Linked DNA regions of Homo sapiens: regions 2 and 3 are each linked to region 1. Evidence: chromatin contacts called from ENCODE Hi-C or POLR2A ChIA-PET data. All regions are on one chromosome and are shown on one strand. Each heading gives the region's core, a stretch centred on a gene start or an enhancer-like site at or near the end of the contact. The rest is flanking DNA. Distances are from core to core; before and after follow the strand shown.

Region 1 (5,011 bases), core at 881-3,380:
GATCCACCCCCTCGGCCTCCCAAAGTGCTGGGATTACAGGAATGAGCCACCACGCCCGGCTACTTTCTTCTTTAAATCAATTATATGGCCATTATTTATTTCATAAATAGGCATTCAGTGACTTTGAAATATTATGGTCCAGATAGAGACAACAGGGTTGTACAACAGAAATATGTAGGTCAAAATTTTAAATATTCTAGTAGTGACACTAAAAAATATAATAGATTGGCAAAATTTAGTAATCTATAATCTTGATCTACTACATCCAGAATGTTATTTCAACATGTGATTCATATAATAGTGACTAATGAGGTATCTTACACTCTTTTTTTGTAGTAAGTCTTTGAAATCCTGTGTGTATTCTACATTGACGGGACATCTCATTTTGGACTAACCACATTTCAAGTGCTCAGTATTCACATATGGATACTGTGCAGGACAGCACACACTAATTGGTAATGTAAATACAAGTTAGTTAAGATCTGTGAAGTACTTTATGGTTTCCAAAACTCTTTTGGCATTTAAATCTTGCGTCAGCCCCAGCAGGTAGATGTTTATCATTTCCATTTTGTAGAGGAGAGGCTGCAGCAATTACCTGTAAGTCACCCAAGCTCATCCAGCTAGTAAATGGTGAACTCAATTCTTGTCTTAAACCTGGGCACTTTCCCTTTTGCTTGCTTGCCTAAACAAGCAATACAAAGACAAACTTAATATTTATACACATACGTCCCATGGCTCATTGCAGTAGTACAGGACAGAAACAATTATTTCAAAATCCACCTACAATCTAGTCTCCAAAAATCCTGCCCAGTTTAATTGCACCACAATCTACTAACTGTAATTCTAAAAATGTGTATGTTGGATAATCTTCCAGCTCTAAAGTGCTGTGAATTAAAAAAATGCCATAGGCAGGCATAAAAAAATCCTACCCTCTATTATATTCTCCATCTGATATAGAATATATGATATATATTCTATAAATGAATACATGATACAGAGTCTATCATGTAGTGATTTACTTTTTACTTTTGTGAATTACAACGTGGTAGGGTAGGAAATGAGAAAGCTTAAAAAGCCTAATTTTCTCACTAAAGCATAACCAGACACAGCAGCCTATTAGGGGTTTCTCCAGAAGATGGCAGGCAGTCAAGGGGGACAGAGTTCGACCCGCGACAGGCCAACTGATTTCCCCAAAAAGATGCCAAGGGCAGCTAACCGCCCTCCTGGCCCGCGAAGCTGCTCCTTGAGGGCCCAAAACTTCCCGGAGGAGCCAGAGGAGGCCCTCAGGAGCCACAGCTCTCCCTGACTTGGCCTGTATTTGCACCCCTAGGGATCCCATTCCCTTTCCCGACGCAGCGCAAGGAAGGGGAGCGGAATGGGGGCTGAAAGGCAATAAAAAACTTGTAAAGCCGTATCTGCTAGTTCTCCCAGTGGGCTATGTCCCTGCAAATATCCTCCACAAGAAGTAAACTGGGTGGGTAGGAAGAGGTGAAGGCTCCCTCCTCAGGGCTGCCGGGACCGCCTCGAGGGCTTGTCTGTTTAGGTCCCAATTCCTCCCGGATCCGTACATTCACACGAGCGCAGGGCAACAATCTGAGCGAGTGTTCGTGTGTGCCCGTGTGACTCGCCATCGCGTGGCAGATGTTCAGTAGAACATTACAGTAATTTCTGTTACAGGTCCATGGGCGCAGGTCCCTGAGCCCACAGCTTCGCGGGGGTCTGGCCGAGCATGCGTCACAACCTACGCGGCCAAGAGCAGTGCGCACGCGCAACCTAACGCGGGACTGCCAGCAACTTCCGGGCGTTTACAGGCAGGCAGGTCAGTGATGTGTCCTAAGGGTCCGACCGACCTAGATACCCCTCTTTGATTCCTCCTCTTGGGATTAGTGTCCATCTCTGGAAGCAGGATCCAGGAGGACGGGAGGGGCCGCTGCGGACCGCAGTCGCTCCACCTGGAGGAGACACCAGAAGGAAGACAGCCTGAGGGACGCAGCCATCCCCGGCTCCTACCGGCGCCCCGCCCCGCGCATGCGCACGCGCACAGGGAGTCAGCTGGCTGCGCGGGAGGTCACGGGAAGTGGGGCGGTGCCCAGACAGCTGGAGGGAAGGAGGTGTCAGGCGGGGAGAGACGCAAACGGCGGGACCAGCAGCGACGGTAGCAGCAGCATGGCCGCGATCTATGGGGGTGTAGAGGGGTGAGTGCGGCCCGGCGGAGGGAGCCTGGGCCCGAAGGCGGGGCGGAAGGCCGTGGCCAGCCTGGCAAGCTGGTGGCCTTGATCCTCGGCGTCCGGGCACTTTGGGCGGCGGGACCTTGCGGTGAAGAGGTGTGTGCACGCGCAGGGGCGCCCTGGAGCGCACAGCTGTATGCCTTACGGGGACTCTGCCTGTGCAACAGCCACACCCCGGGTTGGGGATCCTTTGTGTTTCTTGGCGGAACCACGCCCCTTTCTTCCACGAAACACCCACTCCGCTGTCTTCAGCTGGAGAAGCAGCTCCTTTTTCCTATTCCTGACCTCGGACAGAGTTTTGCAGAACAGGTGTCAGGTGTGAAATTGCTGAGCGCGGGCAGGGTGGGGAGTGGGAGTGGGGAGAAGCGGGACAAAGATCTTGGCTGAGGTTATCCGGGAGCTGGAGCAGCTGCGAGCCAGAGTACTAGGTTGTCCTGATGTCTGAAAACCGCTCCATCCCTGTTGGCCTTCCATGCTGCTTTCACTAGATTGCATTTTTCTGCTCAGAAGCTTGTTTACTGAACTTTTTGTAATAGCTCTGCCCCTGGGTATGACCATGGACAAGATATTTACCCTCCCTGGGCTACAGTTACCGTATGTGCAAAGTGAGGATAGGGATAAATAAGATCGCTATGTCCCTGCCAGTGGCAACATTCTGTGAATCTGAGTTTGTCAAATCAGGGAATAATGGGGGTCGCTGGCCTCTCAGCCAGGGCACTGTACTTTCGAATCTGTGATTGTTTTCACTTCTCTGGCAGCCACACCCCACTGCTGATTCACAGACCCCAAAGTCTTTTCACATGAATTGTTAGGAATGATCTTTCCCATCCTGTATTTGTAGCACTTAAAAAAAACAGTATAGGAGTCTGCATTCATCCTTGTTATAGTCATCTGTAAGATATGACCCGTTTCTTCCAGTTCGTCAAGACATGCTTTTGGATGTGGAATCTGCCACCTCATGTATTAACTACCCCCTTGAAATTTCATGTCCTCTTTGAGTTTGATGAGCGGTCTTCAGTGTCTTCTTCTGCCATTCCTAAAAGTAATGATCAATAAAGAAACATATATCCCATCACCACAGATCTCCCTGTGAACTACTGTGACCCCCAGTAATCAACATTTGAAGGTTTAGTTGCTTAAGTATGTATGAAGTCACCCTGCCATCTGGTCAGCATTTCTAGCAAAGGTGTCTTGAAGACCTTGGCAGCTGGATCTTGAAATGCAGTCTTTAGCTATTGTGAGGGAAGCAGAGAGATGTGCCATTTTTCTTAGGAGTGTTTGCTGAGCATTGCCTGTGCCAGCTCCTGTGCTCGTTCTGAGAGGGTAAGTAAGTGATCAGGAGCTTGACCCAGTGGAGCTTGAAGTCTAGTGAGAGGCGGACACAAAGCGTCTGAACACACACTTCATACAGAGGAGACTTTAATAACTTTGGAGGCACTATGAAGGTTTAACTAACGGAGACTTAACTAATTCGTTGGGGTGGGCCACACCTCAGAAAAGGTTTCGAGGACTAGGTGAAGCGTAAGTAGAGTCTTGCAGGATAAGGAGGACATCCCCAAGGGAAGAGGAGTGAGAATTATGTTTCAGTTAAAGAGCACTCAAACACTGAACCACAGAGGCGGGTTTGGGAGTGGTGATTGAGTTTGTCGAAGCTGTCTCCTCCATCATACTGGGCTCTGCCAGTGTGGACAGCACAAGCTTAGCTCTCTCTGTGGGTTTTTCCGAGCAAGATCAAGTGCCCTCTTGTGTTCTGTAGGGGAGGCACACGATCCGAGGTCCTTTTAGTCTCAGAGGATGGGAAGATCCTGGCAGAAGCAGATGGACTGAGCACAAACCACTGGGTAAAAACCACACTGAGGGGATCAGAGGGCTTGGTTCTGATTTTATTCTCTGTAATTCCTGTTGAGGTGGTGGCTGGGACTCACAGAGCAGCCTGTGGGGGCAACATAGCTTCTGTAAGCCTTTGTAACTCCTTCTTCCCTTGATTGGGGCCAGCTGATCGGGACAGACAAGTGTGTGGAGAGGATCAATGAGATGGTGAACAGGGCCAAACGGAAAGCAGGGGTGGATCCTCTGGTACCGCTGCGAAGCTTGGTGAGTCTGGGGCGGAGCCTGGGAATTCAGCCATCTGTGACACTGAGACAGCTAGCAAGTTTGGACTAGATGAGTTTGATGACTGCAGAGGGAAAGACCTCCAAGACTTAGTCCCTGGTGTCAAAACTGTCATAATCTCACCCAGTCTCATGGCTTCAGTTGCCACCTACAAACTACAAATGTGTTGGAAGAGCACAGGGCTTTGGAGAGCTGCTGAGACCTTGGTTTGAATCCCAGCTTTGCTGCTCAGTATCTGCGTAACCCTGTGTAGGTTACTCACCTTCTCTAAGCCTCAGTTTCCTCATTTGGAAAATGTGAATAGTAGCTACCTCAGAGTTGTTGGGAAAGTAAAATGGCATGATACATTGCAAAGTGGTTAGTATAGAGCCTGACCCATAAGCACTCATTAAATGTTAGCTATTATTTACTCCTGGTTCAGATCTTTCTCCCAAGTTGCGGTAGCTCCAGCTACTCCCTGGACATATATGTGAGATGTTCTGCAGACACAGGCAAACCTCGTGTATACCAAACCAAGCTTACCTCTCTCCATCTCCCCTCACCTTGCCCCGCTGCCTGATCTTTCTGTTAAGAGCACTACTGCCCTTCCAAGCTCCAAAGCTGGCATTGTTGAATCCCCTCTTTCTTCTGTCCATCCCCAGTCCAGGTTGTTCTTATAACCACAGCCTTCT
Region 2 (4,650 bases), core at 1,698-4,197, 1.3 Mb before region 1:
TCAGACACATCCAGTGCAGCAAACTCTCCTATCCCGAGAAATCCTACTGTCATGTTGCTTCTCGGTTTTCCCTACTCCTGGTTTGGAAGTCGGCTTTCTGAGGTCTGTTAAGTCAGTTATCACCTGTCCACGTGCTTTCCAGGTTCCAAACTCTTATTATTTTTCCTCTCTTGTTCCCTTGTCCTTGTGAGATTTTTAATTTTTTTTTATTTAAAAAAGTGGTTTTTTTAGGGGGGTGGGGTGGGGACAGAGTCTCACTCTGTCACCCAGGCTGGAGTGCAGAGGCATAGCTCACTGCAGCTTCAAACCCCTGGGCTCAAGTGATTTTCCTGCCTCAGCCTCCCCAGTAGCTGGGACTAGAGGCGTGCGTCACTAGGCTTGGCTAATTTTTTTTTTTTTTTTAAAGAGACACGGTGGGTGGGAGAGAGAGTCTCATTATGTTGCCCAGGCTGATCTCGAACTCCTGACCTCAAGCCATCCTCCCACCGCGGCCTTCCAACGTGCTGGTGTTACAGGCGTGAGCCACAGCACCCAGCCCTATCTTTAATTTAAAGGCTCCTTGGAGTGGAATTTCAACAATTATATTAATTTTTTAAATACTCTTAGATCAGGTTTCCTGGAAACAGAGCCTGACCCTAGGATTCTTGTGCAAGTGCTGTAGTGAGGGTATTCTCGAGGGAAGCCTCCGAGTAAGTGAGGGAAATAGGATAGGCCAGAGGGAGAAACTGAGCAAAGATATGGTTTCTGATGAAGTTTATCCTCAGTCTGATCCCATGGGAACTCTGGCATATGAAGGGTACCACAGATTTATTCCTGGCCTTTTATAAGCTAAAAAAGTTAGCCTCTGGCCATGGCTTCCTCAGTCTGGTCTGAGCGCAGATGTCAGCAGATGGGGGCAATGAAGGGGCAGTGACCTGGGGCTGGATGCACCCACCTAGTAAAGGTTATTTACGCGGGGTGCCAACGCATCTACTTCATTCCTAAACTTTATTTTTTTCATGTAGCTTAATTTTTTCTTTCTTTTTCTTTTTCTTTTTTAGGGACAGGTTTTCGCCATGTAGCCCAGGATAATCTCCCAAACTCCTAGCCTCAAGCAACCACCTGGGCCTCCCAAAGTGTTGGGATTACAGTCTGAGCCACCTCACCTGGCCTAATTGTTGCTTGTAAGGGATGCAGTGTCTCTCTAATCTTGCTTAAGAAATGAATTATCTGTATTTCATTTTTTTTCCTACTGTTTGACCTTTAATTTTTTGTTTTGTTTTGTTTTTGTTTTTGTTTTTGTTTTGAGACAAGGTCTCACCCTGTCGCCCAGGCTGGAGTGCAGTGGTGCAGTCATAGCTCACAGCAACATTGAACTCCTGGGTTTAGAGTGATCCTCCTGCTTCAGCCTGGCTAGTAGCTGGGACTACAGGCGTGGCTATGCACCCGGCTAATTATTTATTTATTTTTTGTTTTCTTTTCTTTTTTTCTTTCTTTTTCTTTTCTTTCTTCCTCTTTTTTTTTTTTTTTTTTTTTAGACAATGTCTCACTCTGTCGCCCAGGCTGGCGTGCAGTGGCGCAATCTCAGCTTACTGAGCCTCTGCCTCCCGGGCTTGGGTGTTTATCCCACCTCATCCGACTGAATAGCTGGGACTACAGGCGCATGCCACCACACCCGGCTATATATATGTTTTTTTTTTTTTTTTTTTTGAGATGGGATTTCACCACATTGGCCAGGCTTATCTCGAACTCCTGGGCTAAAGTGATCCACTTGCCCTGGCCTCCCAAAGTGCTGGGATTACAGGCATGAGCCACTGTGCCCAGCCTTAATTTTTTAAGTTATCATATGCAGATAAAAGAGGCAGAACCAGTTTTAGTATCCAAATCAGTCTGATCCTAAAACCCGTGCTCTAAACCATATTAAACCACCTTTTAAAATTACATCTTAATGAAATAATTTAATGTTACCTCTCCAGCTTTAAGGGTGCCATTAACCACTTAGATTTTGATGTGTCGGATGGAAAACACTCCCCAAACGGGCTATTCTCTGTTTTTTAAAAAAACTGAATTTGCCTATAGACTCAACGGATTCATTCTGCAAGCATTCACTACGTGGCGAAATCGGTGCTGGGCATGGGTGCAAAGACGACCTAGCCCTAGTTGGTGTCTTCAAGAGGCTGCGTCCAGCAGGGGAAGCAGATATGAAAACACAGAACTATTACAAGGGATGAGCGCCGCGCCAAGCCGAACCTGGGAGCTACGGACAGTGTCTAAACTTTAGTCACTCACAGGAGTACAAAGATCCGGGGCTGCTCCTAACTCCTACTCCAAAGCTTTCCTGGCCTGCTGGGCGCACAGGGAAGAGGGAAGTGCTGGAAACTTTTGGGAATGTGTGTTTTCATGTGAAAGAGGGGAATGAAATGTATCCTTCAGATTTCACTTTCTACTTTTCCGGCCACGGGCTCGGCACGACCTGCCGTTGGGAGACGAACGGTTTCCCGAGGTGGGGGGAAGCGCGGATTTGCCGCGGGACTCCGGCTTGGCGCGGAGCTGGGCGCGGCAGGCGCAGGGAGGAACTGGCGAGGTGGCCCGGGCTCGGCCCTCCGAGGGTGTGGAGCGCCCGGGAAACGGGACCCCAAGAATCCAACTGCTCCCACCCTGCGCGGCCAGGAGCGGGGCTGGCGATACTGGGGACACTGTCCAATCCGGGCAGGGGGCGAGGCCGGGGGACCGGGCGGGCCTGGGGAGCAGGCACGTGTGGAGGGCGGACCCGCCGGGGGTCGAGGCCTGCCTCTCCGAGAGCTCCTGGCGCGGCCGTCCCGGCCCGGGGCCCCAGGTGCGCTTCCCCTAGAGAGGGATTTTCCGGTCTCGTGGGCAGAGGAACAACCAGGAACTTGGGCTCAGTCTCCACCCCACAGTGGGGCGGATCCGTCCCGGATAAGACCCGCTGTCTGGCCCTGAGTAGGGTGTGACCTCCGCAGCCGCAGAGGAGGAGCGCAGCCCGGCCTCGGTACGAGGGGTAAAGGGGCTCCGGGCCGGGGGTCCTGGGCTCAGGGAACGGGGAGCGTGGCCCGGGAGCGTCTCGCGGGGATGCCCGGCTCCGCGCTGCACCCCAGAGTGGGTGCTCGCCGCCGGCTTGCGGGCAAGCCCGGGCGGCCACAGGGTGGAGGGGGCCAGCGGGCCCTGGACTCGCTCCGGGTGGGCGAGAGGGAGGCGAGCGCGGTGCTTAACCGCTGGCACCATCCAGGACATCCAGGGCCGCTTACACGGCTCAGGACGCGGGTCAGAGACCACGGCAGTTATTTATTCAGTCCATGTGCTAGGCTTTGCATCAAAAAGAAAGGACCGAGATAATCTTGCCTGTAGCTAACTCCTCCTAACACCTCTTACAGTTTACTTTTTAATTCTTTACTCCATTTAAGAAACTTACTCCTTTCTCCTAGATCCTTACCACTTTCTTACCTTCTCGTGTGTCTAATGCCCTCGGCACAGTGCCCGGCACATCGGAGTCTGATTATTATAGGGTCCATGACTTGAGTTGGCTGGTGGCGCAGTCTCAGCATTTTGTCATGACTTTGACCAGCTGGAGACTTTGGTGCCAAGGAGGAAGGCTTCTCAACCATTTACCGGCAGAAGTGACCCCCGGGGCAATGCAAGTCTTCTGAGCTGACAGAGCAGAGTGGGTCCTGCATAACTCGTGCTTTACATGGAACTGGGCATCTGCTCTCTCCTGCTGACAGTGGGAAGGATAGATAAGGTGTCCCTCTCCAAGTTATCCATTCTCCTGCCCACCAGTCCATGACACCCCACCACCCCCTTCCACTCCCTACTGTTTGCCCTTTAATTTTTTGTTTTGTTTTGTTTTGAGACGAGGTCTCACTCCTGTAGCCCAGGCTGGAGTGCAGTGGCTGGATACAGTTCACTCTGCCTCCCAGGCTCAGGTGTTTCACCCACCTCAACCTCCTGAGTAGCTGAGACTACAGGTGCATGCCACCACGTGCCTATAGTCTCAGCTATTCAGGAGGTAACTGGTAACTCTATTGATAACCAAACCCTAGATTTTTTTTTTTGAGATGGAGTCTTGCTCTGTTGCCCAGGCTGGAGCGCAGTGATATGATCTCTGCTCACTGCAACCTCCGCCTTCTGGGTTCAAGAGATTCTCCTGCCTCAGCCTCCCGAGTAGCTGGGACTACAGGCGTGTGCCAACACGCCTGGCTAATTTTTGTATTTTTAGTAGAGATGGGGTTTTAACATGTTGGTCAGGCTGGTCTTGAACTCCTGACCTCAGGTGATCCACCTGCCTTAGCCTCCCAAAGTGCTGGGATTACAGGCATGAGCCACCGTGCCCAGCGGCCAAACCCTAGGTTTTTAGTTGCCAGGGAATTCTCAGACACAGGTGGAAGAGCAAGTAGGAGAGGAAGTGGACAGGGATAAGAAAACGGATAACCCCATGACCCAAGAGCTGCTGACTCTCCAGAGCCCTATCAGGCCAAGGCCATCCTCATTCAGCTCATGTCAGATTTCTGTTGATTGAAGATAGAGACACAAGTACACCCCTGCCCCCACCCACACATAGACAGGCACAGACACACAACTACTGGATCAAGGGCTTCTGTGAATTTCCCTCCTAGATGTTCTTGCATTTGGTTAGGGATAATGTTTCTCTGCAAG
Region 3 (5,023 bases), core at 87-2,586, 1.6 Mb before region 1:
AATATATTTTTCTTGCTAGACTGCATACTCATTAAGGGGAGAAACTATCTTCATTTCTAGCTGCTAGCACAATGGCCTCAGTTCTTCATCTCTACAATGAGATTAGTTTCACAGCTACCTCATAAATAATCCAGAGAATCCATGTAAAGTGCTTAAACCAGTGCCAGGCCATGCAGTAAGTGCTCAATAAATGGCAGCTGCTACCATTATTTAATTGGTGCCCAATAATTACTAATTGAGTGCAGTTCAAGGTTTGGGGTAAAAATGCCTTTTTCTATAGCTCAGTATCTAAATCTGTGAATACTCTGGAATTTGGAAATGCACTAGAAGAATAATATTCTCGTCCCTTCAGCCCAGGGAAAAGGCAGCAGAATGAATAAAGAGGAAGCACATTCCAACATACAGGTTTAAAGTCTTGTTTTTTTAAAGTAAGAGTGGATTACATTATTCAAGGAAGACATCTACTCAAACACAGGAGGTAACTAACAAAAAATTCTACCAACTTAAATCTTTTTAGGATATACATTTAAACTTCAAGAGCACCATTAACACTACAATGTCTAATACTCTAGAGGGCAAACTCTCCGTAGGCCATTTTCTCCAGACGTAAAATTAAGGTACACCTACATAAATGTCCTCTTAGCAATGTTCACAGAAGTCTTTGAAAGGTGAAACTCAAAGGTAGGGCTCAGGGAGGCGGAAAAAACAAGGGAACAGAGTGGGCTTAATGGTGGTGGGTGCAGGGAATCTAGGGGTCCTGGTTCTCGTCGGAATTCCATCACTTAGAAACTGTGTAACCTTGGACATGTCACCTCCTCTTTCAGGGCCTTACTGGGAAAATGAGGAAACGAGACAAGGTATTTTCTTCCCTTCTGTGTGACATTCTGATTCTGCGTTTAGAAGAGGAGGGAATGCACCCGGTAGAGGGCCTGGGGGCGGGAGAGGCACACGATTTTAAAACAGCTCCTCCGTTCTGGCTCTACAGCCAGTCTCTACAAGCTTCCGTACCGCAGAGACTCAAGAACTGGGTCTCTGAGCCTGAGAGGAAGCTCCAGAGAGTCCGCCCGGATTAGGCCACAGAAGCGCCGAGCTCCCGCACAGACAGCCTCAGGGCTCACCCCCAACTACGGCGACAGGGCGGACCCGCCGGCTCCATCAGATGCACTACCCACCCGCCTCGAGAGAGGGTCTGCAAGGCGGCGACCGCTCCGCTGGCTAAGCCCAGCGGCACACCTATTCGGAGCTCCAGGCTCGTCACCTACCGCCTGCGCAGCCCGGCGGCAACAGCCGCAGCTCCCCAGCCCCGCCTGGCCGTCGCCGCCATCTTAGTCCGGAGTGCCTAAGGGTCTCCCTGACAGAACCACGAAAGATCTGCGCAGCCGCAGGCTGGCCGGTAGCTGGGCGGGCACTGGGAAGAGCCCACCCTACCGGCTGCGGGCGGTCCTGCTGCGGATAAGTGCGGTGGCCTACGCGCCGAGGTTTGCAGGCTACTGCGTCACCCTGACCAAGAGAGGCCGGGGAACCTTTCCCGTTTGCGCCAACGCTTGGTTAATTCACGCAGCACTGTGAACGCATGCGTGTTTCCGTACTTTGTTTTCCCTGTTGGCTAGGTTTTTAGCTGGTGCTGGTGCTGCCTTGCGAATGCTGTTTCCAGCCCCTAAACCTGACCCATTCCCTCCTCTAGGACCCTACTCAGCCTCCAGGCCCAGCTCAGTGACTGCCCCCAAAGACTCCCTGGAGCATTCCTTCTAAAAGGTTCTCGCATTTCTCCTGCCCTTTTCCCATGGGTCTGATGTGGAACTGTGTCTAACCCTTCCTCATAGCTGTGCTTGTCAGCTGCCACTTGGTCATCTTGGACCAACCCGCACAGAGGATGTATCTGGTACAGTGCTGCCCTTCTCCGATTAACATGAGACTTGACTAGTTTCCAGGGCAGAGTGCCAAAGCCCATTACCTATTCTTCCAGAACCTTCCTGGAGTATTCCGTTTTCTCTAGGACAACGGTTCTCAAAGTGCGGACTAGGGGCCAAAAAAAAGCAGGAGAACACGTTAGAAATGCACGTTAGAACATGTTAGAAATCCTGGGCCCCACTTTATACTTACTGAGGCACAATCTCTGTAGGTGGGGACTAGAAATCTTTGTTACTTGCTTTTTTTTTTTTTCTTTTTCCAGAGACAGGGTCTATCTCTGTTGCCCAGGCTGGAGAGCAGGAGTGCGATCATAGCTCACCAAAACCAACTCCTGGGCTCAAGTGATTCATCCTCCAGCCTCAGCCTCCCAAAGCACTGGGATTACAGGTGTGAGCCACGGTGCCTGGCTTTTATTAGCAGTAGTAGTAGTAGTATTTTTGTAGAGAAGAGGTCTCCCTGTGTTGCCTGGGCTGCTCTTGAACTCTGCTGGCCTCAAGTGATCCCTCTCACCTGGGCCTCCAAAAGCTCTTAGGTTACCTCACCCTGCCTAGTAGTGTTTTAACAAACCCTTCCCAGGATTCTGATGCCAGCTAAAATTTGAGAATCACTGTTCTGGAAGACAGAGGACTGGTTTCCAGAATGGAAACAGCACACCTGTTGTTGAACAGGTTGAGGCCACACCCAAGACAACCCTAGTAATTTCTATGGCCCACAGACACATCTAAGAGGGTGGGTGGGTTTCAGGCCTGCAGCTCGCCCGGGCCCGCACACTGAGTGGGCTGTGCCTCCTACGAGTTTGGTTCATTCCCAATGCTGCGTACTTGCTTTTAACTACTAGTGATCTTCCCCCATCCAACCCCCCACCCAGTGATCTTCCCCCATCCAACCCCCCACCCACCCCCCCACACACACCCATTCTAGACCGCAAGGCAGTCCAAGGCTCTGTTTTTGACCCTCAATCAAAAATAAAATGTGGCTCTTCCACCTTGGAACAATCGTTCTTCTCAGACTTCAATTTTTCCCTCTCTGATGGATTCCTTATCATAAGAAAAATCCTGCCTTGCCCCAAATCCTCTTCCACACTCTTTTCTTCCCTTCAGAACCAAGTGGCTTAAAAAAATGGTCTGCACTCTTAGTCTCTAGTTTTTCACTTCCCACTCCTCAAACCCCTGAAACGAGGCTTCTATGTCCCACCATTCTTAGGGCCTGCTCTAGTCAAACCACCCACAGCCTCTGTGCTACTGTGTCCGGAATTGGTGGGTTCTTGGTCTCGCTAACTTCAAGAATGAAGCCATGGACCCTTGTGGTGAGTGTTACAGTTCTTAAAGATGGTGTGTCCAGAGTCTGTTCCTTCAGATGGTCAGATGTGTCCGGAGTTTGTTTCTTCTGGTGGGTTCGTGGTCTCACTGACTTCAGGAGTGAAGCTGCAGACCTTTGCGATGGGTGTTACAGTTCATAAAGACAGCACGGGCCCAAAGAGTGAGCCACATCAAGATTTACTACAAAGAGCAAAAGAACAAAGCTTTCATAACATGGAAGGGGACCCAAGCAGGTTGCCACTGCTGCCTCAGGCACCCTGCTTTTATTCCCTTATCTGACCCCACCCACATCCTGCTGATTGGCCCATTTTACAGAGAGCTGATTGGTCCATTTTACAGAGTACTGATTGGTTTGTTTTACAGAGAGCTGATTGGTCCGTTTTGACAGGGTGCTGATTGGTGCGTTTACAATCCCTGAGCTAGACATAGAGTGCTGATTGGTGTATTTACAATCCTCTAGCTAGAGTAAAAGTTCTCCAAGTCCCCACTAGGTTAGCTAGACACAGAGCACTGATTGGTGCATTTACAAACCTTGAGCTAGACACAGGGTGCTGATTGGTGTATTTACAATCCTTTAGCCAGACATAAAAGTTCTCCAAGTTCCCACCAGATTAGCTAGATACAGAGTGCTGATTGGTGCATCCATAAACCCCAAGCTAGACACAGAGTGCTGATTGATACATATACAATCCTCTGGCTAGACATAAAAGTTCTCCAAGTCCCCACCTGACTCAGGAGCCCAGCTGGCTTCGCCTAGTGGATCCCATGCCAGGGCCATGAGCAGAGCTGCCTGCCAGTCCTGCACCACAAGCCTGCACTAGAAAAAGTATCAGGCCCAGAGAGGCATTTAAAATGTAGCAGCAGTAATATCTCATTCGCCCTTGAGCTAAGTAACAACTTCTTGAAGTCACTTGCTATGTATACACTAGACTAATGTCAAGAAGCCGTTAACATGCCATATACCCTATAGTTCAACAGTGCATGGCCAGTCACTAACAATGTTATTTCTGTAAACCAATGAGAATACCTGCTGAGCATGGTGGCTCACACCTGTAATCCCAACACTCTGGGAGGCCAAGGTGGGCAAATTGCTTGAGCCCAGGAGTTTGAGACCATGCTGGGAAACATGGAGGGTTTACAAGCATGAGCCACTAACCCTGGCAGAATAAAAACATGTTATCTGAGGAAGGTGAGCCCCTTTAAATTATGAGGCCCATTGACTAGCCTAAAAAAGAAAAGTATCAGGGCCGGGTGCTGTGGCTCACGCCTCTAATCCCAGCACTTGGGAGTCTCTACAAACAAACCATGTCTCCACAAAAAATTAGCCAGATGTCATGGCATATGCCTGTAGTGCCAGCTATTTGGGAGGCTGAGATGAGAGAATCACCTGAGCCTGGGAAGTTGAGGCTGCAATGAGCCGTGATTGCACCACTGCACTCCAGCCTGGGTGACAGCATGAGACCCTGTCTCAAGAAAAAAAAAAAGTCAAATGAGAATACCTGATGAGCAACTTTTGTAATTGTTCCTCTCCCCTGATTTGTCTCTTTTTCTTTAAAAAGTTGAGCCTCTCCTTTTTTCCCAGAGCACTCTCCAAGGCAACCTGCAATATGGCCAGGGCTACAGTCCTCAACCTTGGCCCAAATAAATTCTCTATATTAATTTTGCCTCAGCTTCTTTCTTTTAGGTCAATATTTGCCTACAGTACTGTTTAATTAGGTTTCCTGTTACTCACAGATGATCAAAATCCTGTGTGGAGTAATATTAAGATGAACAAAACAATTCCTGGTCTCAGG

Evidence for each region. A loop is a pair of places that touch in the nucleus more often than their neighbours do. ChIA-PET counts read pairs that join two places held with the same protein, here RNA polymerase II (POLR2A). Pooled maps may share reads with other maps.
Region 2: a loop to region 1 is called in a pooled map, with 3 times the contacts of the local background. The contact joins the promoter of ANXA4 here to the promoter of NAGK in region 1. A Hi-C loop is called at or near these places in 1 of 37 single-sample maps with no recorded cell type and 1 of 50 pooled maps. POLR2A ChIA-PET finds 5 or more read pairs at or near these places in 1 of 52 experiments (CD8-positive, alpha-beta memory T cell).
Region 3: a loop to region 1 is called in a pooled map, with 8 times the contacts of the local background. The contact joins the promoter of NFU1 here to the promoter of NAGK in region 1. A Hi-C loop is called at or near these places in 9 of 50 pooled maps. POLR2A ChIA-PET finds 5 or more read pairs at or near these places in 3 of 52 experiments (CD4-positive, alpha-beta T cell, CD8-positive, alpha-beta T cell and naive thymus-derived CD8-positive, alpha-beta T cell).

Annotation. Positions count from the first base shown.
Region 1 is chr2:71,066,518-71,071,528 of GRCh38, forward strand. NAGK (N-acetylglucosamine kinase) reads left to right here and starts at 2,131. Exons shown (of 10, transcript NM_017567.6): 1 at 2,131-2,195; 2 at 3,985-4,069; 3 at 4,224-4,322. The coding sequence starts at 2,167. RefSeq lists a silencer at 2,357-2,416.
Region 2 is chr2:69,739,187-69,743,836 of GRCh38, forward strand. ANXA4 (annexin A4) reads left to right here and starts at 2,948. Exons shown (of 13, transcript NM_001153.5): 1 at 2,948-2,989. RefSeq lists silencers at 2,587-2,766, 2,977-3,216.
Region 3 is chr2:69,436,099-69,441,121 of GRCh38, forward strand. It overlaps NFU1 (NFU1 iron-sulfur cluster scaffold), which reads right to left and starts at 1,337. Exons shown (of 8, transcript NM_001002755.4): 1 at 1,263-1,337. The coding sequence starts at 1,324. RefSeq lists an enhancer at 1,193-1,342.